2 separate regions of the Homo sapiens genome follow, and region 2 is linked to region 1. Evidence: chromatin contacts called from ENCODE POLR2A ChIA-PET data. All regions are on one chromosome and are shown on one strand. Each heading gives the region's core, a stretch centred on a gene start or an enhancer-like site at or near the end of the contact. The rest is flanking DNA. Distances are from core to core; before and after follow the strand shown. Region 1 holds the start of SNHG21 (small nucleolar RNA host gene 21). Region 2 overlaps HOMER2 (homer scaffold protein 2).

What was found. ChIA-PET counts read pairs that join two places held with the same protein, here RNA polymerase II (POLR2A).
Region 2: POLR2A ChIA-PET joins it to region 1 with 14 read pairs in activated naive CD4-positive, alpha-beta T cell. The contact joins the enhancer-like site here to the promoter of SNHG21 in region 1. POLR2A ChIA-PET finds 5 or more read pairs at or near these places in 7 of 52 experiments (A549, BJ, HepG2 and 4 more).

The regions. Positions count from the first base shown.
Region 1 is chr15:82,747,698-82,754,423 of GRCh38, reverse strand. It overlaps SNHG21 (small nucleolar RNA host gene 21), which reads right to left and starts at 3,860. Exons shown (of 3, transcript NR_110098.1): 1 at 3,576-3,860. RefSeq lists enhancers at 3,687-3,756, 4,047-4,176.
Region 2 is chr15:82,917,679-82,924,404 of GRCh38, reverse strand. All of the region lies in intron 1 of HOMER2 (homer scaffold protein 2), which reads left to right. LOC105370928 (a long non-coding RNA gene) reads right to left here. Exons shown (of 5, transcript XR_007064741.1): 4 at 4,988-5,102. Among named protein-coding and RNA genes, the nearest start is that of HOMER2, 32 kb to the left of the region's middle. Within about 2 kb of position 2,949, at least 4 of the 41 ENCODE cell types and tissues checked have a DNase peak (open chromatin) inside an H3K27ac peak, as active enhancers do.

The sequences.
Region 1 (6,726 bases), core at 2,611-5,110:
TTCGAGACCAGCCTAGCCAACATGATGAAACCCCGTCTCTACTAAAAATACAAAAATTAGCCGGGCATGGTGGTGGGCGCATGTAATCCCAGCTACTCAGGAGGCTGAGGCAGGAGAATTGCTTGAACCAGGGAGGCGGAGATTGTAGTGAGCCAAGATCACGCCATAGCACTCCAGCCTGGGCAACAAGAGTGAAAACTCCGTCTCAAAAAAAACAAACAACCCCAAAATATCAACCTTTCTTCTGTCCCAATACACCTTAAAGATCTGATACAGAGTCCCATTACTAATAGTGCTCCATGGTGACTTCTAATCTGGGAAGAGTGGGAGGGGACACAGAACAATCTGGGGATGGGAAAGATGTATGTGGTTTAGAATGCTCTTCCCAACACTGCAAGAGACCTTTGACATGTTTAATATTTATTATAGTTAGACTATACTTAAGAGAGCCCAAAGATCTTCAAAATGTATATTTTAAATGTTCTGAATCATAAATTTGGTTCATATGCCCTGGAGGCTGGTGAGTGAAAGCCGCCCCCTTGACTACTGAGTAAGCTTAACTGTCAATCCTATATTTATAGCACAACATGAGTATTTGGCTTTCCACTAGTTTCAGGATCTAAGACTTTATGGAATAAATTATATGCTATAAAGGTAATGTCAAATTAGGGACTTAGAAAGATCAAAGGTGATTCCTTTTCAAATGTCAAGTATCTTTAAAAGTCACTTTTAAAAGTGATACAAAGCAACAAAGTATTATAGCTCAGTACCTAACAACAGCCCCTCTTCCCCAAACAACTTTGGCCAAATTTATATATTATCTGTAGGGTGGAAATCAGATAAACAAACTCCTTGTTTGAAATTTCATCCTTTTCTTATAAAGTGATCGATGGCTAGAATTTTCAAACAGTGGGATCCTATGCTCCAGGGATCATTCTATGGTTCGTTATTGGAAACGTTTCTCTGAACGTGTAGAGCACTGATGAACATATAAAATTTTGACACACACAGGCACACGCAAAAGAAATACACGTTCCCAGCCCTTCAAAGAACCTCAAGCCAACTTCCCAAAAAACAACCACATATAACTATCTACCAAGGATTCCTACAGAAGGCATTTTAAACACCATTTACCTATTTATTATAAACTCAGCAGTGGGTATGTTTCTGTACAGTTATCCATTGAAAACTCATCTTAGTTCTGGAAGAGGGAGAAAAGGGAGATGGAATATAGAGGCTGTCACATGCTACTGGCTACTGGCAGGGGAAGGTGAGCAAGAGATGACTGGCCAAGAGAGTGAGAAGAGAAACTGCCTGTGGCTTGTCCATGTCCAAATCTACTAAATTGGTAGTCTTCTCTTCTTAGCCCATGATTCTCTAGCAGCTGGTCTGAACCACTGCCTGAAACCACTAAAAAAAAAAAAGAAAGAAAGAAAAAGAAAAAAAAAAAAAGCAACGAGATAAAAATAATACAAAATAGCTGGGTGCAGTTTTGTAGAGATGGGGTTTTGCCCTGTTGCCCCAGGCTGGTCTCAAACTCCTGAGCGCAAGTGATCCACCCACCTTGTCCTCCCAAAGTGCTGAGATTACAGGTGTGAACCACCACAGCTGGCTGAGAAAAGTTTAAATCTCAAGTTATATATGTGTATTTTTGTAGAGAAGTATCCTAGCTGATTAATAAACTTTCCAAGCATAGAAAAATATCACAGGCCAGGCACAGTGGCTGACGCCTGTAATTCCAACACTTCAGGAGGCCAAGGTGGGAGGATGGCTTGAGCTCAGGAGTTTGAGACCAGTCTGAGCAACACAGAGAGACACTGTCTCTACAAAACATTTTTTTTTTTAATTAGCCAGGGTGGTAGCACACACCTGTGGCCCCAGCTACTCAGGAGGCTGAGGTGGAGGAGCTCTTGAGCTCAGGAGGTCGAGGCTGCCAGTGAGCTGTGATTGCACCACTGCACTCCAGCCTGGGTGACAGTGAGGTCCTGTCTCAAAAAAAACAAGAAAAGAATTAAAAATGGACATCTGTTTGTGTTCTCTGTGCCTGGAATTATACAGCTACTGGAAATACAAGCTACTGTGCTTGTTGTTGCATTTTTAAGTTGATACTTCTGCTTATGTCACAATCACAACAGCAATCATTCCTCTACATAATCTAAAATGTCTTTGAAACATCTGCATAAAGTAGTTCTTAAAAGTTGGTTTCTGTGGGGGCTTCTGAAAGCCCTTCTGGGGGTTAGTGAAGTCAAAACTATTTTCATATGAACAAAAGCTCTTTGGAGTCTTCAATAACTGTTAAGTGGCTCTTGAGACCAACAAGTTTGAAAATTGTTTATATAGGAGCCAGGCACGGTGGCTCACACCTGTAATCCCAGCACTTTGGGAGGCCAAGGTGGGAGGATCACCTGAGGTCAGGAGTTCGAGATCAGCCTGGCCAACATGGTGAGACCCCTGTCTCTACTAAAAATACAAAAATTAGCCGAGCATGGTGGCATGGACCTGTAATCACAGCTACTCGGGAGGCTGAGGCAGGAAAATCGCTTGAACCCAGGAGAGGGAGGCTATTCATGGCTTCCCCACAATGAACATCCGGTTAAATGAGCTCCTCAGTACTTCAGATACCCCCTATGTGATGTGAACAGTTTTTCAGTATTTGCTAATGTATGGTTTTCTGGGCCTCAGGCTCACTTACTTTCTTCACAGGCTTGCCACTTTCCTACAACACATTTCCATTTCATAACATGAGAGAGATGACTGCAATAATGCACAAGACACTTAAGCCACACAAGCACCAAATGTAAGATTACTTAAAACAGCTGAGGTTTGACTGCAGTGCACTCTACAGAATCAGTTTTCTAGGGTGAGCACATAGCTTGCTCAGTGAACCCCAGGCCGCTCTGTGTAAATGTATGTAACAGGCAATGAAAGTTCCTTCTTCACATATTGTTACTACACATCTGTTGCTAAAAGGGAAATGACAGAGCGACGTGACAGACTCATCTCCATCTACAAACTATGGAAGATGTAGATGACTGACACAGTTCTAACTCCTAACACACACGGATTTTGCCTTTCATGGATTTATACTGTATGTAGATGTACATTACCACCCTTTTCACTCCTCCTTGCAACTCCCCGTCAACCTCGTAAAAAAAGACGAATTGTCTAGCAATGCAAAGAAACAGTATGGTGTACAACAAATAATTCCGGGCTAAAAATGAAGAAATCGCGCTTTCACTCTCGGCTCTGTTATTAACAAGCTGTATAACTTTCGGCCTATCTCCCCCATCATGCTTCGGTTTAAGCTAAAAGGAGGGAGATGACCAAGATGGCTTTGCTCTGCTTCTGACACCAAATGACCGCCAGCAGATTCAGGAAGCTTAAGAATTACCAACTCCGTGTGTGTGTGTTCTAAAATTAATGCAACAGGTGTTGCTGCCTCCAGCAGGCGTCACCGATTCAGAATGTCTGGGTTCTCGCAGGCCCTTATGGGACACAGAACAGCACAACCTATGTGAAAACTGTAAACTTTAGTCTGGTGAGTGCATACTTCTCCCTTCCACATTTATACTAACCTCAGCTCCGTGGGCTACGAAGCTCGTTCTTCAAATGAGGTGGAGAAATGTAAGCGCGATGAATGAGGCCCAAGTCGCTGGTGGCGCTGAACCCCCAAAAGATACACACCGCGACAGATGCAACGACCCCTCACCTCTACTCCCGTTCCCAGCCGCATCCTCTGAAACCTGATACGCCTGCCTGCCTACCAGGACGCTGCTGTCACTGGCTCTGCTCGGTGGCCAGAGACAGTACTCACTCCATGCGGCCACCCCTCCAACGTCCCACCTTCCTAGTAAATCCACTCTCTTTCCGGCGGAAAAGCCCTTCTCGTTTCCTGCGCGTGAGAGGAAGTCCCGCCCCACGCACCAGCGTGACATTACTGGAAGCGCCGAGGAGCTTCGCGCAGGCTCAGAATCGCTCAGCTGGTTGACGTTATCCAGGAGAATCGCGTTGGACTCAGGGAAGACCTGCACAGGATCCGGTTGTTGCTGGGTCCGAGGGCTGTAGGGAGTGGAGAAAGGGCCGGGAATCGTTAAGCGGGGTCTGGGAGAACGACTTGCAGATTCACATTTCCTCCGCCCGCGGATGTCCTCCGGGGAATTGAGGCTTCCTTCCTCAGCTGCCCTTGTTTCTCTCTTTGCTCCCGCTGCCCCTTGTTCTATTTCGTTTCTTACTATTTATGTAGTCTCATTGCTTGCGGTTATAATGGCCACCACTTTATTGAGCATTCACTGTACAAGCATCTCGCAGCAGGCGCTCATAAGCGTCTGGCAATTCTTGGCCACTGCTGGAAGCCCAATCATTCTTTTACCATGGAAGGGATTTGAGAGCCTACATAATCCTGTACTCTAATAGCCACATGGTACTCTTGGGGCTAGGAAGATAAAGTAGAAATTGAAATTGCTGTTGTATTAGTTTTCTGAAGCTGCCATAACCAAGTACCTCACACTGGATAGCTTAAAACAACAGATATATTTTCTCGCTTTCTGGAGTCTGGAAGTCAGAAATCAAGATGTCAGTGGGGTCTTGCTTCTTCTGAGACTCTGGATAGAATCCTTCCTGCCTCTTCCTAGCTTCTAGTGGGAGCCAGCAATCATTGGTGTACTTTCGCTTGTAGCTGCATTACTCCATTCTCTTCCTCTGTTATCAAATGGTATACTCCCTGTGTGTCTCTGTCTCTGTGTGTTTTATAAGGACACCAGTCCTGTTAGGTAAAAGGCTCACCTTACTCCAGTATGACCTGATCATGACTAATCACATCTGCAATGACACTCTTTCCAAATAAGGTCACATTTTGAGGTTCCAGGAAGGACATGAATTTTGGGGGCGACACTAACCAACCCAGTACAGCTGTTAAAGTTCTCAAGAAGTAGACAAACGAAGAGTTGACAAATAAATGTAGTACAAGTGGATTCAAATTTAGTTCAGTTTTATCTGAGTGTTCATAGACATTCGGAGTATCCCTTTAAAGGATGGGTAGGGGCCGGGCGTGGTGGCTCACGCCTGTAGTCCCAGCCCCTTGGGAGGCCGAGGTGGGCGGATCAGCTGAGGTCAGGAGTTTGAGCCCAGCCTGGCCAACATGGCGAGACTCCGCCTCTACTAAAAATACAAAAATTAGCCGGGCGTGGTGACAGGTGCCTGTAGTTCCAGCTACTTGGGAGGCTGAGGCAGGAGAATCGCTTGATCACAGGAGGTGGAGGTTGCAGTGAGCTGAGATGGCACCGTTGCACTCCAACCTGGGTGACGAGCGAAAATCCATCTCAAAAAAAAAAAAAATTAGTTACGAAAGATTCTCTCTACTTCTATCTTTTGAAAGAGACTATAGATAATTTGCATAATTTCTTCCTTAAATGTTTCATAGAATTCACCAGTTAGACCATCTGGACCTGGTACTTTCTGTTTCTGAAAGTTATCAATTATTGATTCCATTTAAAAAATAGATATAGGCCTATTCAGATTGTTTCTTCTTGTGTGAGTTTTGCCAGATCGTATCTTTCAAGAAATTGGTCCATTTCATTTAGGCTATCAAATTTATGAGCGTAGAGTTTTTTTCTTGTTTTTGTTTTTGGGCATAGAGTTTTTATCACCCTTTTAATCTTCATGGGATCTGTAGTGATGTTCCCCTCTTTCATTTCTAATATTAGTAATTTATGCCTTCTCAATTGTTTTTATAGTTAGATTACTAGAAGTGTTTTGCTTTTATTGCTCTTTTTCAAGAACAAGCTTTTTGGTTTCAATGATTTTCTCTATTTTCTGTTTTAAATTTCATTGATTTCTGCTCTAATTTTTATTATTTGTTTTCTTCTACTTACTTTGTATTTAATTAACTCTTCTTTTTCTGTTTTCCTAAGGTGAAAGCTAAAATTGATTTTAGATCTTTCATTTTTTCTAATATATGCATTCAATGGTGTTAATTTCCCTCTAATCACTGTTTTAACTGCTTCCCACAAATTTTGATTATATTTTCACTTTCATTTAATTCAAAATATTTTTAAATTTCTCTTGAAATTTCTTCTTTGGCTCATATGTAAATTAGAAGTATATTGTTTAATCTCCAAATATTTTGGGATTTCTAGGTTATTTTTCCATTATTGATTTCTAGTTAAATTCCATTGTTGTCTGAGAGCAGGCATTGTATAATTTCTATTCTCCTAAGTGGGTTAAAGTGTATTTTATGGCCCAAAATGTAGTCTCTCCTAGTGAATGTTCCCTATGAGCTTAAGAAAAATGTGTATTTTGCTGTTGTTAAATGAAGTCGTCTACAGATGTCAATATTATTCAGTTGATTGATGGTGTTGTTGAGTTCAACTGTGTCTTTACTGATTTTCTTTGTGCTGGATCTGTTTATTTCTGATAGCAATATGTTGAAATCTCCAACTATGACAATGGATTCATCTGTTTTTCTTTGCAGTTCTATCAGTTTTTACCTCACATATTTTGATATTATGTTGCTAGTCACATACACTTTAAGGACTGTTATGTCTTCTTGGAGAAATAACTTCTTAATCATTACATAATGCTTCTCTTTATCCCTGATAACTCTTTTTTTTTTTTTTTTTGACAGTGTCTTACTCTATTGCTCAGGCTGGAATGCAGTGGTGCAATCACAGCTCATGGCTCATTACAGCCTTGACTTCTGGGGTCTGGTGATCCCCCTACCTCAGCCTC
Region 2 (6,726 bases), core at 1,700-4,199, 170 kb before region 1:
CAGGGGCTGTTCTGGGGCCAGACTCAAAAAAAAAAAAAAAAAAAGGGCCAGCACACATGGGCCCCAGCTGTCTAGACACCTGCTGGCAGCCTCATTTTACTAAAAGTCAAGCATTGAACCTTTTCCAAAGGGAGAATAAACTCTAGAAGATCCAGTACCATAGCCCCACATCTGATTGATCTTAACCCGTTACCCACACAGCAGCCAAAGCACTCCAGAGTGACGGGAGAATGTGCCGGTCTTCTGTTAGCTGCTTACTTCTGTGTGCTGAAGACCTACCAATACTCCGTACCTTTTCTTTCCAAACCCAAAGAAGTGTACAAGGAACTTTACTGAGTGCTTGCTCCCATCACCTCTTGTTCTCTCTTTCTCTGTCTCTCTATGTCTGCACGCCTCTCTCTCACCTCTTTGTTGACACATTTCCTGGGTGCCAAGCTCTGTCTTAATTCTGGCTGAGACACGGCACGTAAGATGTAGTCATGACCCTTAAATTTACCCTGGTAGAGCTGTGCTTTACAGCCTCTTTCAGACCAGGCAGGGCGCATTGGGAAGGGTCACTTGTACAACCGACTGGGGAAAATGAAGGAGGTTGATGGTAAGATCAACCATAAGCCAGGGTTCCAGCTGTCAGGCCCTGCCAGGAGCCGAGAGGGTCAGTGTACCTCAGCATACCCTGCGTGAGTGTGGGTGGGTATGTGCACACTTGCATGCGTGCATGGGAGGAGAACATTATCTAGCGGTTCTGCTGTAGAGCATGTTCTCAGCTCCCTGTACTGTCCAACAAAGAGCTGCTGTTTGCTTTTTGGAATTACACAGGGTCCCACTAGGCAGGAGCTGGTCACTCTGAGCCCTCTGAGACTGGGGTTCACTCAAAGCCTCTGGCCACAACATCAAGCACCTTTTTTTTTTTTTTTTTTTGAGACGGACTCTTGCTCTGTCACTCAAGCTGGAGTGCAATGGCGTGATCTCAGCTCACTGCAACCTCCACCTCCCAGGTTCAAGCAATTCTCATGCCTCAGCCTCCTGAGTAGCTGGGACTGCAGGCACGTGTCACCAGACCCCTCTAATTTTTTGTATTTTTAGTAGAGATGGGGTTTCACCATGTTGGCCAGGCTCGTCTCGAACTCCTGACGTCAGGTGATGCCCCTGCCTCAGCCTCCCAAAGTGTTGGGATTATAGGTGTGAGCCACTGCGCCTGGCCCAAGCACCTCTTTTATCAAGGCACTACAGGGGCCCCAGAAATGAAAACCTGATCCCTACCCAAGGGGACTTGCAGCCCAATTTGGGGGGAACACATCTCTAGCTACCCAAAGATGAGCCTGAATAACATATGACGGCCACGAGTGAGGTATAGAGAGAGCTGGTATCCAGGGAGAGAACCCAGTCTGGTGTTGGAGCCACGTGCCTCTGATGGAAGAGGTGACCAATTTGCACTTTGCCCTGAAGGGTGGTAGGATTCTGACCTGGGGGTGGTGTGCTCAGTGCAGGGGTGACATGAGCAGGGGGCATTCTGGAGGAAGGCACAGCTCCTCGGAAAGCACAGGTATGGGGTGAGCAGGGACATCTGTTAAGCCTGTAGGTTGGGTGCAGGGATTGATAGGGAGGAGATGACAAAGTTAGGTGGAGACAAAGGCTGAGTGAGGACTTGGATTTTGGCTCAGAAGGCTGCCTTCACAACCTGTTCATGAATAGCTGGACAGGCGGACACCTGTGGTTGGTTTGAATGGAGTGCAGTTGGCCCTGTGTAGTACAAGGGAATCAAGCATAAAAAAAGGCTCCCTTCACTTGTGTCTCACTCGTTTGAGGTTCACAAGGGCTAACTTTCTATTGAATGTGGCCTCTCTCGGCTTCTTCCGAGCCAGCATATACCTAGTGCCGCTGGGCTATGTAAAGCTGTGGACACAAACTATTTTTGTGCTCCTTCAAATGCCCATGTTTATTTTTAAACTTGAGGCTTTGTAAAGCAGGGAGGTATCATGCAGGCTTTACTTTTGAGTAAAAAGGTTCTCTTGGGCTGATAGAACCTGCAAAAAGTGTTCTTGATTTAGAGTTGTGCATTCTCTTAATGCCTCAATGCCTGTAGTCTGGCATTATAGGGAAGGCCATGGAACTCATTTGCTTTAAAACAAATCCTGGAAAGAGGAAACCCCACATATGTTTGCCAGTTCCTTAAAGTGTCCTGGCAGATCTGTGTCAGGGGCAGTGGTGCTCATACAAGGAAGGTCTTTCAGTGTTGGAGGTGGGGTGGGTGTGACAAGCTGGGATGTAAATCTGAATGTGCCAAGCCCACCTCCAACCTCCCACCAATAGGAGCCCTTGGACAAGGAGCTTAGAATAGAATATCTGTTATCTTTTAAGCATATGCAAGTTATAACTGAAAAATGAATGAGATTAACTTAATGTTCAAGATGGAGGATTCAGCACTTGTGCTTATTTATACCTTCTCTCCCCAGAACCCATTAAAATGATAATAAGGAGATTATGAAAAGTATAATCCCAGGACAGCAAAATGAATGGGAGGGAATTATCAGTAGTTGAGAGATTACAATAAATTTCTGGACCATAGAAAGCTAGTAGAGGAAAGGCAATGTCAGAAATATAGCACAGAGGAGACCAGAGCCCAGAGTCTGAGTGGAGGGGCCACAGGGAGTTGGGGTAGCTGACCAGTCTGCCCTGCACAACCCCAGAGACCCTCTGAACTGAGTCTGCAGGTCCAGCAAGGGCAGGAGTGAGAAGTGGTGCTGAAGCTGGGGCTTTAATTGGAGGTCTCAGGTGATACTAGGTGATACTCCTGCCACAGGGACACTGTGCATATCAGCGGGATGGGGGACGAGTGGACTCCACTGGCAGAGCCAAGACTGGGAGTGTGGATGTTGGCATTCTAGAATAAAGTCTTCCTTGGTCTGGCGTGCATCCAGGGTAGGCGGATGGTATTTGGAAGCATGGTATCAGCTCAGATCAGCGTGGGGAAAGGGGGAAAGTGTGACGTGCTCCAGCACCAAGGAGTCCGGAAGGGGAGGAGGAGCCAGCAGAAGCAGCTTCTCATCAGATAAGATGACAGGAGAAGAGTGGAGCAAGGCCTGCACAGTGGCACATGAGGGAAAACCTGTTTTTTTTGAGATGGAGTCTCACTCTGTCCTCCAGGCTGGAGTGCAGTGGTGCGATCTTGGCTCACTGCAACCTCCGCCTCCCGGGTTCAAGTGATTTTCGTGCCTCAGCTAGCTGGGATTACAGGTGTGTGCCACCACACCTGGTTAATTTTTTGTATTTTTTGTAGAGATGGGGTTTCCCCATGTTGGCCAGCCTGGTCTTGAACTCCTGACCTCAGGTGATCTGCCCACCTTGGCCTCCCAAAGTGCTGGGATTACAAGTGTGAGCCACCATGCCCGTCTGAAAATCATTTTTTTTAAGCCATTTAAAACAATTGTTTTAAGCTGAGTGCTGTGGTAGTCGCAGCTCCTAGGGAGGCTGAAGTAAGAGGATTGCTTGAGCCCAAGAATTTGAATCTAGCCTGGGCAACATAGTAAGACTTTGTGTCTTAAAAAAAAAAAAAAAAAAGATTGTTTTACCCCCAGAGTGGTAGGCTAAAAAATGTCTCCCATAGATATATCAGATGCTCATTTCTGAACCTACGTTACCGTATATGTTAAAGGGTCTTTGCAGATATGATAAGTTAAGGACTTTGAGATGGGGAGGTTATCCTGCATTATCCAGGGCCCAGTGTAATCACAAGTGTTCTGAAGAGAGTAGCAGAGGGAGATTTTACTACACACAGAATAGAGAAGAGGATGTGAGGATCTCTGCAGAGAGCTTTGAAGATGCTTTGCTGCAGGCTTTGAAGATGGAGGAGGAGGCCATGAGCCAAGGAACGCAGCTCTAGAAGCTGGGAAAGGTGGGGCAATGGATGCTTCCTTAGAGCTTCCAACCCTAGAGCCTCTGGAGGCAGCATGGCCCTGGCGACACCTTGGTTTCAGCCCAGTCAACTGACTGCGGATTTCTGCCCTCCAGAGCTGTGAGAAAATAAATTCCTGTCATGTAAGCCCCCAAGTTTGTGGGAATTTGGTACAGCAGCCCTAGGATACATCCAGCCAAAACCAATCAAGTATAAGGGGGAAAGTAAAGGCCATTCCTGATGTGCAAGGACTTAAAGTTGACCTCCCGCTCATCTTGAGGATCTACAACAGCAAAACAATGGCGAAGACTATGAAGGAGGTCATGATGTGGGGAAGTGGGCAAAAAGAATTGATGGCTCCTGGGAGTCTGGTGAAAAGAACTTCTGGACAGATGGCTATGAATGGGCCTCAGAAGCATTCACTCCAAATTACAGGTGGAAGTTACTGGCTCCAAGAATAATATCTTGAGGACAGAGACTGGAGCAGATTCCAGACAATGGACAGAGTGAACAAGCTGGAATATACTAGGGTTATGGGAAGACGGGCTGTGTTTCTTTCCTCGATAGAGAAGGCAATAGGAAAACATCACAAAAATTAAAAATTATCACAAGCATGTCATGTTTCAAATATGAAGTGCACGAAAGATACCGCCTGCTTTTGAACAACTGGGAGAGTGCTAGAAAGGAGAAGCTTCTCTCTGACCTTGATACTAGGAATGTTTTCCTGTGAGTAGCACTCTGCTGTTGACATTGGAACTGTACAGAAAGAACTATAATCCTGGCACATTTTTTGCCTCTGCAGGGAACAATATTTATATAGTCATAAGAATGTTCTTTTTTAAAAGGGTTACATAGTACTCTATTGTGTTAATTTATTGACTTGATTCTTCCTGGTACTGGACGTTCCAATTAATTTCTGGTTGACCTTTTTGTAAATAATGCTCAAACCTGAGGTCAGTTTGATCTGTGAAGCCTCTTTGTTGGGAGAGTTGGATAATTGGATTATTATACTAGTAATGTATGATTATGTATGAGAAGGGACTCCACATGCAACAATGATGACTGAATTCTGCAGGGAGGTGGTTGATGGCTTACCTAATGACTCTCCCTCACTGGGCTGAGCTGTTTGTGCTGGGCGTCTGGCCAACAGGCCAACCTGTCCTTGATCCTGTATGGACGAGCAACCCGTTGTGACTTCCCTGAGTAAGGCCTGAAGGCAGAGAGAGGTGTTGGGTAGAGCAGGCATGTTAACTTACATGTCTGGTATAAATGGGAGAGACCTGAGCTTGTTTTTGCCAACAGAAGAGATCCAGAAGCACAGAGGGGCTATTGGTGTAATCTAGGTCAGTGTTTCCCAATCTTTTTAGTGTCACGGACACATGGAAAATATGTTTACAGCACCTAGGCAAATGGACAAAACAGTGCCCAGCCCTGGGACTCCTGTGGCCCAGGCCCTGCTCTGCACCCTGAGGGTTGAGATCCCCTTCTCAGCAGGCTACTTCTTCCCAGGACAAGTGACATCTTTGTACAAATTAGAAAAAAACGCTTCTTTAAGACACCTTCTGGAAATCTGTGATCTGCCAGGCAGTTGATGTAATGAGTCTGCGTGTCTTTCATGATTGACACTCAGAGTTGTGCCCTGCACAGCCATTTACGGGGCCGAGTTCAACACACCTGTGGCCCATTGGAGGACACTACTAGGTAGGAGGCTGACAGCCTGGGCTGCTGAGGAGAGGACAGCGAGGGAGATGTTCCTGCTGTGTGCTGGGTGTGAGATTCCCAGGTTTCTGCCATAGTGACAGATCCAGTGGTGTGAGTCACTGAAATAGGGGTGCAGGGAGAACAGCAGCAGGGAGGTAAGGTGCAAGCATGGGGTTCAGGAGAGACACCTGGGCTGGAGGTACACATTCAGGTGTCATCACATAGACATGTCCTCAAAGCTGTGGAGGTGAGTGTGGAGGGGAAACCCCATGGAGAAGAACTAAGGGAATGAGCCCCCACCAGACCACCCAGCCTCACCTGCTGAGGTGGGGCCTGATACTCAAGTAGGACACGGAAATGAGGCCCTGGTAGGAGAGAAATCTGAGCACTGTGGTATCCTGTCCCGTGGGCACTGTCCCAACATGATCACACTGTCCTGAGAATAGCATCTGCCTGCTCTAGAGGATCCCTGGCAAAGACCTCTGGCTGTGACACCTGAACCCCAGAGCACCGTGGCCTGAGTATCTGTACCCTCAGGTGCTGGAGTTTCTGCACCCAGTACTCATCCTGAGTCACTGCCAGTGAGTGCTGTCCGGGAGGGATGGCGTCTATATATCTCTGTGTCCCTAGGGTCAAGCGTTAGATTTTTGAAGGATTCTTATGAGAGTAGACACTGGGACTTTGATGAGTGTGTAATGCGGCTCGGGCAATGCTGCCTGCTTTTAGTCCCTAGTTAGCTCTGGGCCATTTGCTGCCCAGGTGTTCTCCATGATCCTGCTCCGAGCTGCTCCTCGGAGTAGATGGTCCAGCTGAGGAGCAGGCTGACCCAGTCCTGCAGGGCTCTAGTCTCAGCAGCAGTCTCGCCCCTAAACTATAAGGATTTGGGGCCCCCACACCTGTCTTAGACCAGATGAGGTTGATTTCACTTTTGCCCTTGACATTGTGGGAAATAATAGAGATGAGTTTTGCCTTGCTGGGCACATGTGATATAATTTTAAAGCCAAATAATCTAGTTTAGCAAGTATTTTGGGCCTACTGTGTGCATAGGCCTGCAGCATATGAAAGGCTGGTGGGAGGCACACTGTTTCCAAGTGTTTACAGCAAGCTCACCATGGCTGTAGAACAATGGGTTT